Linked DNA regions of Homo sapiens: region 1 is linked to region 2. A link is a loop called in an ENCODE intact Hi-C map of the cell type or tissue named here. Cell type or tissue: heart right ventricle. All regions are shown on one strand. Each heading gives the region's core, and the rest is flanking DNA. Links, peaks and the distances in the headings are about the cores only. Region 1 holds the start of SERF2 (small EDRK-rich factor 2). Region 2 holds the start of TP53BP1 (tumor protein p53 binding protein 1).

Region 1 (8,325 bases), core at 76-8,075, 300 kb before region 2:
GTAGAAATGGAGGAAATTACCAGCCTGTAGACTAAAGCAATTATACTTACTCCCCAGAGCAACCCCGCTCTGGCCTCCTACAAGCTTCTGTCATCAGCTGCTATATCATGTATCTGACTTTCTCTGCACTGTCCAGCCGTCCTCCAGAGAGAGGTAAGGGACAGGACCTGGATTCTCCATGCTAAGACCTTTTTTTGCCCCTGCCAAATACCTAGCTCATTGTTAATACCCATCTCTTCTGTTGTCCCTTCCCAGTAATCCTTCAAGGACAGAATCACACCCTGTGCCTGCCTGGCCTGAGTAAAATGGAACCCCAAACACCAGATATCTCTCTAGCAATGCTGAGTGCTAGCATCATGTATGCTTGTGTGCTTTTTGCTTGGTGCGTAAAGGTGTCAAGGGTGGAGGTATGAAAGGAGGGTGCCCAAGACAGGGAAGGATGGTCAGGACAATGTCTGGGACCATTATTTAAAGTTTAGAGCAAGACTAGAGTGAGAAAAGCTCCCCACAAACAGGGACAAATTCTAAGAATAGTACTTTGTCAGATGATCTGTATGAGATGAAGGGGGTGGGGGGAATGACTTGAGAATTTAAAATATGTCCAAAGACCTTAGGGCTCTCACATGAATAGAATTCTAAATCTTTGGTGGAAAAGGGCACAGGGAGTATGGTACCCTTTTGAGGATTACCAGTATGGACCAATTGGTAGTAAATGCCCCCAGATAATCCCTATTTAACTAAACCAGCTTAAGAACTCTATTCTTTCTCAGCAATGAGGCCTCCTACCTGGCTGAGGTATTTGGACCCCTGTGGATTGTCAAGGTTTACAGCTATGAGTTTCAGGTGAGGATAAAGAGCTCCATATCCCCAACACCCTCCCTCCCCCACACAAAGACACACACACATCCTACCAACCTCTACCCAGAATGCTCAGATTATAGCTGCTGTTACCTTTTATTGAGTACCCACAATGTGCTAGGCAACTGTGCTAGATACTTTTACATAATCTCATTTAATTTAACCCTCACAACAACCCTGTGAGGTAGGTATTTGCTCCATTTTACAAATGGAGAAATCGAGGCACAAAAGATTAAACATCTTACCAAAGTCTGCACAGCCACTTATATGCTGGAGCTAGAATTTGAACCCAGGTGTGCCTCCACTTTTTAATACTAGACCAATCTTTTCACGGGGGAAGTTTCCTAGATTAACACCCTCACATCTTTTAAGACCATTCCAAAACCTGCGTTCTGTTTTGCAGAAGCCCTCACTGTGTTTCTGCTGCCCTGAAACAGTGGAGGCAGACAAAGGTGAGTGCCAAGTGAGGAACCATAAGAAGTGGTAGATCTCTGTGGAGTGCCATAAGAACCCTCAAGAGCCTTAACAAAGGTAGTTGGGGGAGAGGGGAAGAGGTGTTTCAGCAGCTCTGCTCCCAGCAGCCATTTCCTCTCTCCAGGGCAAAGGGGTGGGGCTGCGAGGCCAGCTGACCAAGAAACCCCTCCAGCTCCTCCAGTCCAAGTCCAGCATCTTTCCTACAACTATTCTGCCTTCCACTTCGTCTTCTTCCTTGCCTCACTCTATGTCATGGTTACCCTTACCAACTGGTTCAGGTAAGATGGAGTGGGCCTTAGATACTCTCCTGAAGAGCTAGCTATTTTAAGGAAAGAGCAATTCAAGGCCATTCCAGACACACATGGGTCTGCCATTATATTTGGTGAGGAGGTAGAACAGGTCTAAAAGCTAAGGCCCTTCATATTCTCTAACCAGAGCCTTTGGTTACACAGCTATGAGGGAGCAGAACTGGAAAAGACCTTCATCAAGGGTAGCTGGGCCACCTTCTGGGTCAAGGTTGCCTCATGCTGGGCCTGCGTACTCCTCTATCTGGGGCTGTTACTGGCACCACTCTGTTGGCCCCCCACCCAGAAACCCCAGCCCCTTATCTTGAGGCGCCGCCGCCACCGCATCATATCCCCAGATAACAAATATCCTCCAGTCTAAGTCCTTTTCACAAACTGGGGTTCCCCTGACATTGTACTCCTAGAGTTGGCTCAAGGGGAGCTGTCCAGCCCAGCTCAATACCTCAAGGACACACAGGGAGTTATCTCCGTTTGGGCTGAAGTCAATACTATGAACTGGAAGAAGTGGTCAAACACAGTCTAATGTGCTGGGCAGAGTGTCTGACTCACTGGAGCTACTGTTACATCTGCATCCCAGCTCAAGAGCCTAACACCCAAATCAGCAGCTCAAAGAACCACCGCTGATCCCAGCAGACAGTGTGGCACCAGCCCTTTCCTGGCTCTTGGGCTGGAAGTGGGGGTGGGGAAAGACCAACAGGGACTGAAGACTCGGCTCTGCCCTTGGAGAAAGGAAAATAAGGAGTTCAGCCCTGGGCACACGGATATAAGAAGCCCAGAACCACAGAACAAACCAGGGCATAGAAGAAAGGAGCACAGAGGCTACCCCAGGTTTTAATCCTGATTTTGAGGTCAAGGGAAGCGGGAAGACAAAACCACCCTCATTCCATGAGGAATGACAGAAGAGAAAGTGAACGCTTGACAGCAGCTGACCACGGGAAGTCGGTGAGCAGCAGGATTTTTTGGCCAACTTTCAAGCAGACGAACAAACTGAGGAAGAATGAGGAAAAGAGGCATAAACACAGATCTTGCAGCATTCACTCTTAGGCCAACTCCATCCTAGAGATGGTGTTCAAGGGTGGGGAACAAAAATCACAGAAAAGAAGTCTCTATGGTTCTTAGAGGATTCCTCTACTGCATATCCGGAGTACTTGTTTGGTTGTCATTGTATAATAAAGGCTTCTTCTGTGATGTTTCACTTATTAAGTCTACATACCCACAATCTGAATCTAAAGAGTTCTCCCTTTTTTGGTGGGAAAGGGCAGTCATTCTTCCAACCCCATCCCCCCAAGTCCCCAGTCAAACCAGGCGCTCAAGGAATTACAAAGCTACTTTTAATACTTTGGGGTGAGCCCCACAGGAATAAAAAACACTGGGAAGGGGTAACCCCCTCACCCCCGGGAGTGGCCCAGGGGGAGAGAGGCTACCTGAGGGGAAGGAAGCACAAAAGGGACCCGCTGCAGACTCAGGGCAAAGGGAATGCCATCGGTGCTGGGACCTGTGAGCACTACAGGAGGAAACGCGAGCGTGGTGGGACTGGCTCCAGGCACACAGGCGAAGGGCAAGAGGGTTGGACACGAAGCCACAAAGCTACTTGGGTTCCTCCTTCTTCTCGTTTGCCTTTTTCTGCTTCTGCTGCATGATCTCCGAGTCCCTGGGGGTAGAGATGATGGGGCACTGGGAGGTACCAGAGGGCAAAAAGGACAAGATGCAGGGGGATGAAGGGCACAAAGGATAAGATGGAAGTGGATGGGACTAAGTTCAGCGTTTGGCTGCTGTACTCCCACCCTAGGAGAACAAGAGGAAGAGAGCTGAGGCTCAAAAGGCGACCAGTCTCCATCTGGCTGTTGCCCAAGGGGTCAGAAGTCTGGTGACACAGGCCCAAGGGTCTCTATTCTGTATTGAGGACCACACCCAGCAACACCAGTGAGGAGGTTGGGAGAAGGGAGGAGAACCGAACAGCAAGGAGGGCCAAAAGTACTGGGCTGCCGTAACCACAACTGTATTTGAAATGTGAAGCTCCCTGCCCTTGCCCTTAAGGTCAGACCCAGGGACGCTCAGAAATCAGACTGAGGGCAGGCGCCCGCCCCCGTCCTTTCCTGTAAGGCTGTGAGCTAACAATTTGGAGGGTGGGGAGGAAATAAAACCCTAGAGGAAGCAATGCACTCTGCTCCTCACGACTAGTCCACATTCAAGCCCTGAGGTAGCTCTCTTTCCTTCTATAACCCTTGGTCTAACCCAGGTCTCCACCGTCCCTTTCCCTCCCCTCCCTGGGGCTACCTCTGCTTGCGGGCGGCAGCAGAAAGCCCGTCATCTCGGCGCTTTCCCTTAACCGAGTCGCTCTGCTTTTTCATATTCTTCTGGCGGGCGAGCTCACGCTGGTTACCGCCTAAGGAAAGAAAATTAAAGGTGAGACGCGGGGGCCGCTCTGCCCACACACCGGCGACCCTTCTACCCCAGCGCGGCCAGCAGCAGGATCCAACACCACTTCAATCTCCGGGCCCCGACAACGGCCCATCGAGGCCCAGGCTGCTTGGGGTAGGGGGGAGTGGCGAATCTGCCACGGGCCAGGTCAAAATACGGACTAGAGAAGGGAGGTCCCAAGGGGCCAGCTGGAGGCGTGTTTTGGGGCGGCGTGGGGCCCAAACAGCTGGCAAGGTGTGTGTGGACGGTTTGGGTCTCCGTGGGGGATGGGCTGGCTTGTGGAGTGGGGGCTCTGGGCCTATCACAGGGGCGCTGGCCTTCTCCTTACACCGCGGAAGATCCGGGAGGGCCTATGCCTAACCCGGGAGGGTGGTCCCGTGAAGTAGCCGTGGGCAAAGGGCTCGATTTCCGGGCACCGAGTGTGAGGGTGGCCACAGAGCGCGCCCAGAGAAACGCCTTGCTAGGGAAGCTACGGAAGGTCAAAGCCGGCGCCTCGCCGGTGGTGTTTAGGGTGAACGGAAAGAAAAGGGCAAGGAGAAGGGGGCTCGGTGCTCACGGGTCATGGCGACGGCAGCGGCTCCAACCTGCCTCCGTTACGTCCCCTCGTTCTGTCGGACGTTGCAGGTCCCGCCCCTTCTGGCAACGTAGCACAGTCGTTCCTTTCCTCCCCGCCCCTTCGCGCCCGGGAGCCGGCTCCCATTGGACAAGAAAAAGCACGTGGATCCACGGGTCGTGCTTGAGCCGGGGTGGGTAAGTGGCGGAGGGTCGCAGGCGGAGCGCTCAGCGTGGGGCGGGGCTTCCCGAGTGAGACGTAGGGACGGGCCTGGAGAAACTAGGCCGGGTCACGTGGGCAGGTTGGGGGTGGAGGGGTGCGGCTGGCGATGTGGCGCTCCCGCGGGCTCGAGCACGTGACCGTGCAGAGTGACCTCATGCGGGGACAGTTTGGGGTACTGACAAAGTCGCCCTGAAAGAACGCCCGTAGACAAGAGGGCGGGGTTTCAGCCAGTTCTGTGTTACGAGTACTCTACTACTAAACTTGTGCTTACTTAGGACCACCTCTCAGCCACTTATTTGGACACGAGTTGTTCACAGCTCGCTTAAAATCAAGTACAAACACAACTTCAGAAACCCGCTTCTACTCCCATTGTCCCCTTCCACGCCCCTTCACTGTAGAAAATCGCAGCAACATCTGGTATTTCCTAAAACTCTACCCTGTTCGTTTTCCCCCAGAAACTTTAAATGTGAACATGCAGCTTGGAAGTATTGGAGGACTCCAAAAGTCACAGACTATGGAGTTGGATCAGTGGCTGAGATTAGATAATTCACATATTCGCTTTTCCCCTCTGGAGCTTTTCTTACTGTACCATCGCCACCAGCCACCCGGTTTTGTATTAAGACCCTGGAGGGCCGGGCGTGGTGGCTCACGCCTGTAATCCCAGCACTTTGGGAGGCTGAGGTGGGCAGATCAGAAGGTCAGGAGTTCGAGACCAGCAGCCTGACCAACAATGGTGAAAACCCTAAAAATACAAAAAATTAGCCGGGCGTGGTGGCGCGCCTGTAATTCCAGCTACTTGGGAGGCTGAGGCAGGAGAATCGCTTGAACCCGGGAGGCGGAAGTTGCAGTGAGCCGAGATCGCGCCATTGCACTCCAGCCCAGGCGACAGTGCGAGATCCCGTCTAAAAAAAAAGTTAATAAGAATTAGCCGGGCGTGGTGGCGGGCGCCTGTAGTCCCAGCTACTCAGGAGGCTGAGGCAGGAGAATGGCGTGAACCCGGTAGATGGAGCTTGCAGTGAGCCGAGATCGCACCACTGCACTCTAGCCTGGGCGACAGAGCGAGACTGCATCTCAAAAAAAAAAGAGTTAATAAGAAAGGCTGGGCAAGGTGGCTCACGCCTGTAATCCCAGCACTTTGGGAGGCAGAGGCGGGTGGATCACGAGGTCAGGACATCGAGACCATCCTGGCTAACACGGTAAAACCCCGTCTCTACTAAAAATACAAAAAAAAAAAATAGCTGGGTGTGGTGGCAGGCGCCTGTAGTCCCAGCTACTTGAGAGGCTGAGGCCGGAGAACCGTGTGAACCCAGGAGCAGCAGCTTGCAGTGAGCCGAGATCACGCCACTGCCCTCCAGCCTGGGCGACAGAGCCAGACTCCATCTCAAAATAAATAATAAATAAACAGTTAATAAGAGACACCCAAGCTGGAGTGCATTGGCGTGATCTCGGCTCACTGCAACCTCTGCTTCCTGTGTTCAAGCTATTCTCCCACCTCAGCCTCCCAAGTAGCTGCGATTACAGGCACCCGCCATCATGCCCGGCTAATTTTTGTATTTTTGTTTTTCTGGAGATGGGATTCCATCATGTTGGCTAGGCTGGTCTGGAACTCCTGACCTCAGGTGATCCGCCCTCCTTGGCCCCCCAAAGTGCAAGGATTACAGGTGTGAGCCACGGTGCACAGCCACAATTGGGTATATCTTGATGAGCACAGCATATTCCTATAATCATGAAAGATACAGAGAAAAAAGCTCTCTCACACTTTCTCTCTCTCCCTCTCCCTGTCTGCCTCTCTCTCTCTAATATCCATATATGTATTTATATGTCTGTCTATATATATGAATTTTTGGTTTTTTTTGAGACAGTCTTACTCTGTTACCCAGGCTGGAGGCTGGAGTGGTATGCTCTCGGCTCACTGCAACCTCCACCATCTTGTATTCAAGCGATTCTCCTTTCTCAGCCTCCCGAGTAGCTGGGATTACAGGCACCCGCCACCACGCCCGGATAATTTTTTTTTTTTTTTTTTGAGATGGAGTCTTGCTCTGTCGCCCAGGTTGGAGTACAGTGGTGCGATTTCGGCTCACTGCAACCTCCACCTCCCAGGTTCAAGCAATTCTCCTGCCTCAGCTTCCCGAGTAGCTGGGCCTACAGGTGCGTGCCACCACGCTCGGCTAATTTTTGTATTTTTTAGTAGAGACAGGCTTTAACCATGTTGGTCAGGCTGGTCTCAAACTCCTGACCTCAGGTGATCCACCTGCCTCGGCCTCCCACAGTGCTGGGATAACAGGTGCAAGCCACTGTGCTCGGACTGTATTTTTTTTTAGTAGAGACAGGGTTTCACCATGTTGGCCAGGCTGGTCTCGAACTCCTGACCTCAAGTGATCTACCCACCCCAGCCTCCCAAAGTGCTGGGATTACAGGCTTGAACCACCATGCCCAGCCTATATATGAAAACTGATCATGATAATAGCTTTAAAGGAAAATAACAGATTCCACGCAAGGATGATATTCAAAATGTTTCGCAGTGCACACAGCTTAAGCACTGACCCATAAAAACAGATGTCAGTGTAATTTGAATGAAGACTCTGTGAACAATTCCACCTGGTATGAAGTAACTAAATAGTACTGCTGGTGCTATGAAGGGAGTACACCTGTGGACTCTGTAGACTTTAATTTTGATTAGGGAGGTGAAGTAAGTGATATTTGAGCTAAAGCAAAAAGATGAGAAATTAGCCAAGCCCAGGAGGGAAGGGCAGGGAGAACATTTCAGGAGGGAACAGCACGTGTGAAGGCCCTAAGGCCCTCCTCCCTCAGGTCATCCCATCAAGAGCCACAGGATTATTGTGTAGGTAAAGGGCAAGTCACTAATGCCTAATGAGCAGGGTGGTGTGAAACTAGGTCAGATAGGGAGGTAGGGTTGTGACAAGATCCAAGTTACTACTGCTAATATAACTACTAGCTAACATCAGGTGGGTTTTTATTTGGTACATTTAGTGTACTTTTCTTTTTTTTTTTTTTTTAGACAGAGTCTCACTCTGTCGCCCAGGCTGGAGTGCAGTGGCGCCATCTCGGCTCACTGCAAGCTCCGCCTCCCGGGTTCACGCCATTCTCCTGGCTCAGCCTCCCAAGTAGCTGGGACTACAGGCGCCCGCCACTACGCCCGGCTAATTTTTTGTGTTTTTGGTAGAGACGGGGTTACACCGTGTTAGCCAGGATGGTCTCGATCTCCTGACCTTGTGATCCGCCCACCTCAGCCTCCCAAAGTGCTGGGATTACAGGCGTGAGCCACCGCGCCCGGCCCTAGTGTACTTTTCTTATTTGAGCCTTACGATGACCTTTGGAGGTGTCATTATCCCCCTCCTACTGATTTAGAAACCTCGGCCCTGGCAGGTTAAATAACTTTCTCAACGAAACTGAGATAATAAGGGGTGGAGCTGAGAGTCTAACCCAGCCTGTGCTCTTCATTAGCATAGTGTAAGCTTTGAAAAGATCACT
Region 2 (8,279 bases), core at 280-8,279:
CACTGCAAATTTACCACTTTTCTCTTTGTAATAATTCAGTACATTTTAGGGAGATACTTTGAGATCATGTATATACCCTCTTTCACCATATTATGAGTTTTAGCATTAATGATATTTATTTTGAATCATCTTTATTGTGAAACATAGCACACATAAAGTGAATAAAATAAAATATAAATGTACAAATTTATGAATTATAAATAGTATACCTGTGTAATGCCTCTGGTAATAAAAAATAGAACATTTCCAAGCACCTCACATGCCTCTTAATGAATTACAACCCCACTGTTACCTATACAATTAACCATACATTCTTTTATTGCAATCCTGTTATTAAAATTTTTTATGATCTAAGTACACATCTTTAAATATTAAAGTTTAGTCTCATTGAAAAACTTTTGTTACTGTAGTAAAATACACATAACATAAATGTACCATTATAACCATTTTTAAGTGTATGGTTCAGTGGCATTAAGTACATTTACATTGTTGTGCAACCATCACCACCATCCATCTCCAGAACTTTTTCATCTTCCCAAACTGAAGCTATGTAAATCATTAAACAATAAATTCCCTTTCCTCCCTCCTCCTAGCTCCTGGCAGCCACCATTCTACTTTCTCTCTTTCTGAATTTGCCTACTCTAGGTACCTCGTATAAGTGGAATCACACAATATTTGTTCTTTTGTGTCTGGCTTATTTCACTTAGCATAATGTTTTCAAGGTTCATCTGTGTTGAGCATGTTCATATCACTCTCGATTTTTATTCTATAGTACTGGCTTCCAGGAAGTTAGGAATTGGAAAGAAAGCTGAGATGGTAGAGAAGAGCCAGGATTTATCGAGTCACAGGATGAGAATTTTGAGGAGGGAATGGCAACAGCATCAGACACTACAGACGTCAAAGATAATGAGGTAATTTGTTGTTGTTTTTTGAGGCAGAGTCTCACTCTGTAGCCCAGGCTGGGGTGCAGTGGTGCGATCTCGGCTCACTGCAACCTCTGCCTCCCAGGTTCAAGTGATTCTTCCACCTCAGCCTCCTGAGTAGCTGGGAATACAGGTGCACACCACCATTGTATTTTTAATAGAGACGGGGTTTCACCATGCTGGCCAGGCTAGTCTTGAACTCCTGAGCTCAAGCAATCAGCCTGCCTTGGCCTCCCAAAGTACTGGGATTACTTGAGCTACCGCACCTGGCTGATAATGAGGTAATTTGACAAGAAAATTTTAGAATCAGTCATTAACATGTTTAGAGTAACTACTTTGTGTCTGGCATTGTGCTAGGCATTAGATTTATGGAGGTTGAAGCCAGACTGCAAACGTAGAGAAGTAGAGTGGACAGGAGATGATACTTGGATGTGAAGATTTGATTACTTCTATACAAAGAGGGGAGAGGCTGGGCACTATGGCTCATGCCTGTAATCCCAGCACTTTGGGAGGCTGAGGTGGGCGGATCACCTGAGGCCGGAGTTCGAGACCTGCTTGACCAACATGGAGAAACTCTGTCTCTACTAAAAATACAAAATTAGCCAGGTGTGTTGCACATGCCTGTAATCCTAGCTACTCAGGAGGCTGAGGCAGGAGAATCAGTTGAACCCAGGAGGCAGGGGTTGCCGTAAGCGGAGATCACACCATTGCACTCCAGCCTGGGCAAAAAGAGTGAAACTCCATCTCAAAAAAAAAAAAAAAAAAGGAATATATGATTGTTTTCCTATCATTAAATTTGGCACTTGTCAATTCTCCTCAGTAGAGTACTCTGCCACTGAGCTCCAAAACTATGAGTTTTCATAAGATCGTGAAGCAACTTTAAAGGTTGGTGGAATACCTGTGAGGGAAGAATAAGCTGGGCTAGGGTTCTTTTGCTTAAGAAGTCTTTGAGGAGGCTTCAGAAAAATACTCACAAACTAAGTCATATAGTATTTAGATTTGTTGTTTGATGGTTTGAAATTTATTATATAATTATAGGACCAAATGAGATGATCCCAACTTAATGACATCTATCTAGGTTTTAAAGATAGCAGTTAAAGACAATATGAGAGGAAATGGCTTTAAATTCTATAATAAAGGATTTAGGTTAGAAGATTAGAAGATTAATATTAGAAGAAAAATTTCTGACAATGAGGTTTGTTAAACTTTAAAGCAAGTTAACCTAAGATCTGATGAGCCTTCTCTGGGAGGGCTTTAGAGGTAAGTTAGATTTCTCTGTCTAAGGTGGTTTAGGAAAAGATGTTACCTGTAGACAGGTAGATGTGCTGTTGGTCCTTTGCAGTCTAGGAGTCAATAAAGGCCTTTGGCTCATCTAGCTGCAACCATTCTGCCTGTAGTTTATTTTTCTGGATAATTTAATGATTAATTTAATTGCCACACTGCCTAACAAGGAATTAATAGTTTTTCTTAACAGTTTTTTTTAAGATTCTTGTTTAGTAATGCAAATGGCTCACTCATTTATTTATCTATTTTTAGTCAGGCTGAGGTTTTTAGGCTTTTTTTTTTTTTTTGAGACGGGGTCTCACTCTGTCACCCAGGCTGGAGTGCAGTGGCGCGATCTCTGCTGACTGCAAGCTCCGCCTCCCGGGTTCACGCCATTCTCCTGCCTCAGCCTCCCAAGTAGCTGGGACTACAGGCGCCTGCCCGCGCACCCGGCTAATTTTTTGTATTTTTAGTAGAGACCGTGTTTCACCGTGTTAGCCAGGATGGTCTCGATCTCCTGACCTCGTGATCTGCCCGACTTGGCCTCCCAGAGTGCTGGGATTACAGGCGTGAGCTACCGCACCTGGCTTTTGTGTGTGTGTGTGTGTGTGTGTGTGTGTGTGTGTGTGACGGAGTCTCACTCTGCTGCCCACGCTGGAGTGCAGTGGCACGATCTCGGCTCACTGTAACCTACGCCTCCAGGGTTCAAGCAATTCTCCTGCCTCAGCCTCCTGAGTAGCTGGGACTACAGGCGCCCACCACCATGCCCAGCTGATTTTTTGTATTTTTAGTAGAGGCGGGGTTTCACTATCTTAGCCAGGATGGTCTCGATCTCCTGACCTCATGATCCGCCCGCCTCGTCCTCCCAAAGTGCTGGGATTACAGGTGTGAGCCACTGCGCCTGGCGGTTTTTAGGTTTTTATTGTTGTTGTTTCAGACAGGGTCTCACTCTCTTGCCCAGGCTGGAGCACAGTGTTGCAATCTTGGCTCATTGCAACCTGTGCCTCCTAGTTCAGGAGATGCTCTCACCTCAGCCTCCTGAGTAGCTGGGACTACAGGCACATGCCACCACACCCAGCTAATTTTTTTCGTATATTTTTTAGAGATGGGCTTTTGCCATGTTGCCCAGGCTGGTCTCAAATTCCTGGGCTCAAGTAATCCACCTGCCTCTGCCTCCCAAAGTGCTGGGATTACAGGTGTAAGCCACTGCGCCCAGCCATTTTATGTTTCGACAAACACACTTGTCAAGTAATCAAACAGATCTGTTTATTTGTGCCTCACTTGGGGAGGAAGCAGAAGCAGGCTGGAGAAGAAAAGCAAAAAAATGGTAACTTTTGGGGGATTTTTATGGGACTCAAGGTCATGATTTACTCATAACAGGACCTGGTTGGTTGTGCCCTCTCAAATAGAGCAGATGAACTCACTTTGTCCAGCTAGTGTAGTTAGTATTGCTCTAACCTGGTCTTTAAGTATTAGATTTGTTTAGTCACTGGTGTTCTGCAGCTTTAGGAGTGGAGTATGAAAAGAGTCAATTATAAATGATTTTAAGATTAAGAAGTGAGATGCATCTCTGTGTGGTCCATTTCATTTTAGCTCCACTAATAAAACATACTGGCGACCATAATTATATTCCAGTTATAGCAGTAATAGATTCTAGATTTTTCAGGACAGTTTCAAGGAGTCAGTCCTTTTGTTCCCATAAGTAACGTGTATTCAGACAACATGCTTTGAATTTGGTTTGGAAAATAGGATCACTGTAATTTATAGCAGCAGTGAGAAGACTGGTAGGAAGCTCCACTTCAGCTTTGCCTATATCACGTGCTGAATTGGGCATTTACAGAAATGGAGAATCATGGTTGGGCTGTGCCGAAATAAATCTGAGCCTGGGGTAGAAAGAGAAAACTGCCTCATATTGAATGCCTACTATGTATATGTTTGGCACTGTGCTAGGTGCTTTCCCTATTGACAGCTGCTCTGGCTAGAATTCTATCCTGGATCCAACTGCCACTTAAATAATATACCCCCACCCCTCAACAACAACAACAACAAAACAAACACATATGCCACATGGGGCTTAGTTCATTAAGACTCGTCACAGCTGCCACACCCTCTTTAAGACCCTGGCACCATAATTAGGATAATAGAATCTCTGGGTTTGGAAGTATCTTTGAGGTCATCTAGTTAGAAGGGGTGGCAGCTGTTCTCTTTACCATGGAGTTTGAGAATGACAGTGCTCAATTCTCTCAATGGGAGGTGCAAAATATGTCTGGGGCTGTAGTCTCTGCAGGCAATCCCATAAAAGATAAGGCAACGATAAACAAGTGTGAAGCTTGAAATACGTCCTAGGCGGAAAAGGGCAATGGGAAGAAATATGGCTTACTGGAGCCCTTATACAATGTAAAAACAAACAAATACTAAAAACGCCCTGGCAGAGATGTAATGTCAGGCCCTTGGATTCAGGGTAGAGGCCCACAAAAGGGATCCTGATTGACACAGGTTAACCCTGTGTCAAAGAAGAAAGAGTCTCTTCTGTTGGGTTCACCAGCTCTGAAGTACCTAGCCATCCTCAAGCCGCTTCTTCTTTGCCCTGTTATGAGAAAGCTGGGAAACTCTCTCCTTTTCCAGGAAAGAGGGTGAGGGACGGGGATTAAGGGGCGTGAACGAGAAAAAGCAGGTAGAGGTACTGAAATGTCTGAGTAGTGGTAAATGCAATCGTCCTGGAAGCAGGGGAAGGTATTTCACGCCCTCTCAAGGTCCCTTCGGTTCAAGGATACCGTCATTCTCCGGCTCTACTAAAGGGGAGGGCCTGCAACGTCCATGCTGCCATGGAAACGCGCCGCCGTGTTCCTTTTTCTTACGTGGGGCAGGGCACTCTGCCGCAGCTACCTATCATCCACGGGATTTCTTGAGTGGCGGGCGGCGGCAGCGAATGGACGATCCGATATTGTGTGACGTGACGGGAAAGGGGGAGTTCGCGGCCGGTGGCGGCGGTGGCGACAGCGGCGACCTAGGGATCGATCTGGAGGGACTTGGGGAGCGTGCAGAGACCTCTAGCTCGAGCGCGAGGGACCTCCCGCCGGGATGCCTGGTACTGTTTGGAGAGAAATGGGAGTGCAGTGGGCTCTGAAGGCCTGGATTTCGGGTCTGAAGGGATGGCTGACCGGAGGGGGCGGGGTGGCAAGCATGGCGGCGGTGACGGGGAAGGGGTTGGAGGGCCCTAAGGAGGGGGTGGGGAAACGTTAGCTAAGAAGGCTTGGTGGTCGTGAGGAAAGCTGAAAGGCTGTGGGGCCTCTGGCGAACAGATTTTAGAAAACATTCTTTTGGGGGGAGGTAGAGGCGCCAGAAGGACGTGGCGGGGGGGATGGAAAAAGGGGCGGGGAGAGAAGAGGTTAGGAAGGAGGGGAAAGGGTGTCTACGAGAAGGTGATGAAAAATAGGGAGGGATAGTCAGGCTTATTGTAAATAACGAGGAATGGTGACTTGGTAGGCATGATAGGAAAGTGCTTGCAGCAATTATAAATATAATATTCTAATTGGAGGAGTCCTGAAGTGGTCCCGTTTCCCAGCTCTTGTACTTCCGCCCCATTATTTAGGTTTAGACTGCGTGAGCAAGGCTAGTAGGTTACACGGAACTGATCTTTTGTTATTCCATTCCAGGGGAGCAGATGGACCCTACTGGAAGTCAGTTGGATTCAGATTTCTCTCAGCAAGATACTCCTTGCCTGATAATTGAAGATTCTCAGCCTGAAAGCCAGGTTCTAGAGGATGATTCTGGTTCTCACTTCAGTATGCTATCTCGACACCTTCCTAATCTCCAGACGCACAAAGAAAATCCTGTGTTGGTGAGTGATACCTTGTTTGAAGAAGATTGAGCAGATTTTTTTTTTTAAACCGAAAACCAGCAAACATAAGTATTTAGAAGATCATTACCTTCTCAATAAAGTTGATTGGAAAAATTGTTCACAAATAGTAGGTTTCATTTTGAACTATTTCATATATAATGGGGATATTTTGTATGTGTATTTTCTAGGATGTTGTGTCCAATCCTGAACAAACAGCTGGAGAAGAACGAGGAGACGGTAATAGTGGGTTCAATGAACATTTGAAAGAAAACAAGGTTGCAGGTGAGGTGTTTAAAGCTATCTGTCCCCTTTGCATTTTTTGGGTGCTCTTGTTGGTGCTGGGTGGATTTAAACTTTATGTGGTTGTGTCGAATGTATGTAAGGAAGCCTACTGTGGTATCTGCGTAGTAGTCACTCAAAAGTTGATGTGCTAGTGTCACTGATTAGATTGGTATTGTCTGTATTCCTGATTTTGTATTAAGGTTTGTTGGTAAATGTCTTTCATGCTAATATCCAGTTATTTTTTTCAGACCCTGTGGATTCTTCTAACTTGGACACATGTGGTTCCATCAGTCAGGTCATTGAGCAGTTACCTCAGCCAAACAGGACAAGCAGGTATACAGTGTTTGAAGGGGTTTATTTAAATGTATTATCAGATTTGTTCTTTTATCTGTACCTGTTGCCTCATCCCAAGGATAAAAGGATTAATCTCTTTCTTGTGGATTAGGAAATGGGACTTGAGGGTTGTATTAGATAGTATTGTAATAGTACTGATAGCTGGAAACTGTTTTGTGAAGGTAATAATTTTTATACCTACATTATTCAAATCATGATCTGTCTTGTGCATGTGAAACAAAATAAGCATTCCTCCTAGTAGAAAAAAATTATTAAAAAGTATTTAGGGGCCAGGCATGGTGGCTCATGCCTGTAATCCCAGCGCTTTGAGAGGCTGAGGCGGATGGATCACTTGAGGTCAGGAGTTTGAGACCAGCCTGGCCAACATGGTGAAACCCCATCTCTACTAAAAACAGAAAAATTAGCTGGGCCTGGTGGTGCGTGCCTGTAATCCCAGCTATTCAGGAGGCTGAGGCAGGAGAGTTGCTTGAACCTGGGAGGCGGAGGTTGCAGTGAGCTGAGATTGTACCAGTGTACTTTATCTAGCCTGAGTGACAGAGTGAGACTCCGTCTCAGCAAAAAAAAAAAAAAAATTTAGGAGTATTATCAGAACTATTAGGCATGTTTTCCATCTATCAACTGAAGTACCCCACCAGTTTTAGATCTAGAATGTTTAATTCTTACCCTAAACAAGATTCAATTGTTACCATGTCTTTTGCATATCTTTATAATACCCATTTTTTGAGTTCATGCTCTGTGTTAGGTCCTGTATTGGACGTTTGGCATATAGTATAATGTTATTTAATCCTATTCTTAAAGCAGCTGTACGATGAAGACATTACATTACTTCCATTGTATAGACGGGAAAATTGATGGACAAAGAAATTAGATAACTTGCTTTAGAGTACATTGCTAGTAAGTGGCAGAGCTGGCTTTGAACCTGGTCCTAATGACTCTAATGCCTCCTCTTTCATTCTAACTAATCAGTGCTTCTCAGTCTTCCGCCCCAATATTTCTAAGGTCCAAGGAGAATGTAGAGAACTTCAGGAGTTTTGGGGTGGTAGAAAGGGGAGGTGGTTAGAGAGGAGAATGTTAGCTTGAGATGGTTAAAGACTATTGTTTTTTCTTAAAAAGAAATGGTTTTTGGCTGGGCGCAGTGGCTCACACCTGTAATCCCAGCACTTTAGGAGGCTCAGACAAGAGGATCACTTGAGCCCAGGAGTTTGAGATCAGCCTGGGCAACCTAGTGAGACCCTGTCTCTACAAAAGAAAAAAAAAAAGGACTGGGTGTGGTAGCTCACACCTGTAATCCCAGCACTTCGGGAGGCTGAGGTGGGCGGATCACCTGAGGTCAGGAGTTTGATACCAGTCTGGACAACGTGGTGAAACCCGGTCTCTTAAAAATACAAAAATTAACGAGGTGTGGTAGCGGGTACCTGTAATACCAGCCACTCAGGAGGCTGCATCAGGAGAATCACTTGAACCTGGGAAGCAGAGGTTGCAGTGAGCCGAAATTGTGCCACTGCACTCTAGCCTGGGTGACAGAGCGAGACTCTGTCTCAAAATAAAATAAAATAATAAAAAAAAAAATAGCAGGGCATGGTGGTCCGTGCCTGTAGCCCCAGCTATTCAGGAGA

The links. A loop is a pair of places that touch in the nucleus more often than their neighbours do. Peaks named below come from ENCODE experiments on the same cell type or tissue, not always from the same donor. Only the 100,000 strongest peaks of a DNase experiment are listed, where the experiment ranks them.
Region 1: a loop joins it to region 2, with 7 times the contacts of the local background. A loop is called at or near these places in 3 of 110 quality-filtered maps.

What each region holds. Positions count from the first base shown.
Region 1 is chr15:43,788,673-43,796,997 of GRCh38, reverse strand. It overlaps SERF2 (small EDRK-rich factor 2), which reads right to left and starts at 4,678. Exons shown (of 3, transcript NM_001018108.4): 1 at 4,615-4,678; 2 at 3,915-4,023; 3 at 919-3,288. The coding sequence starts at 4,621. The coding sequence ends at 3,225. It overlaps SERINC4 (serine incorporator 4), which reads left to right. Exons shown (of 12, transcript NM_001258031.2): 7 at 58-153; 8 at 256-382; 9 at 771-843; 10 at 1,262-1,310; 11 at 1,457-1,610; 12 at 1,785-2,836. The coding sequence ends at 1,998. It overlaps SERF2-C15ORF63 (SERF2-C15orf63 readthrough), which reads right to left and starts at 5,022. Exons shown (of 6, transcript NR_037673.1): 1 at 4,615-5,022; 2 at 3,915-4,023. It overlaps MIR1282 (microRNA 1282), which reads left to right and starts at 3,239; the gene lies at 3,239-3,339. RefSeq lists enhancers at 954-1,453, 1,454-1,955, 2,677-3,530, 3,866-4,195, 3,984-5,183 and 2 more and a silencer at 4,916-4,995. In heart right ventricle, for the core only: no CTCF peak of the experiment used is centred there; DNase peaks (open chromatin) are centred at 4,367 and 4,797; H3K4me3 peaks cover 3,797 bases; H3K27ac peaks cover 5,373 bases.
Region 2 is chr15:43,490,032-43,498,310 of GRCh38, reverse strand. TP53BP1 (tumor protein p53 binding protein 1) reads left to right here and starts at 5,155. Exons shown (of 28, transcript NM_001141980.3): 1 at 5,155-5,274; 2 at 5,843-6,027; 3 at 6,216-6,309; 4 at 6,558-6,642. The coding sequence starts at 5,268. RefSeq lists enhancers at 2,717-3,217, 4,714-5,420, 5,421-6,129. In heart right ventricle, for the core only: no CTCF peak of the experiment used is centred there; a DNase peak (open chromatin) is centred at 5,070; H3K4me3 peaks cover 2,064 bases; H3K27ac peaks cover 1,572 bases.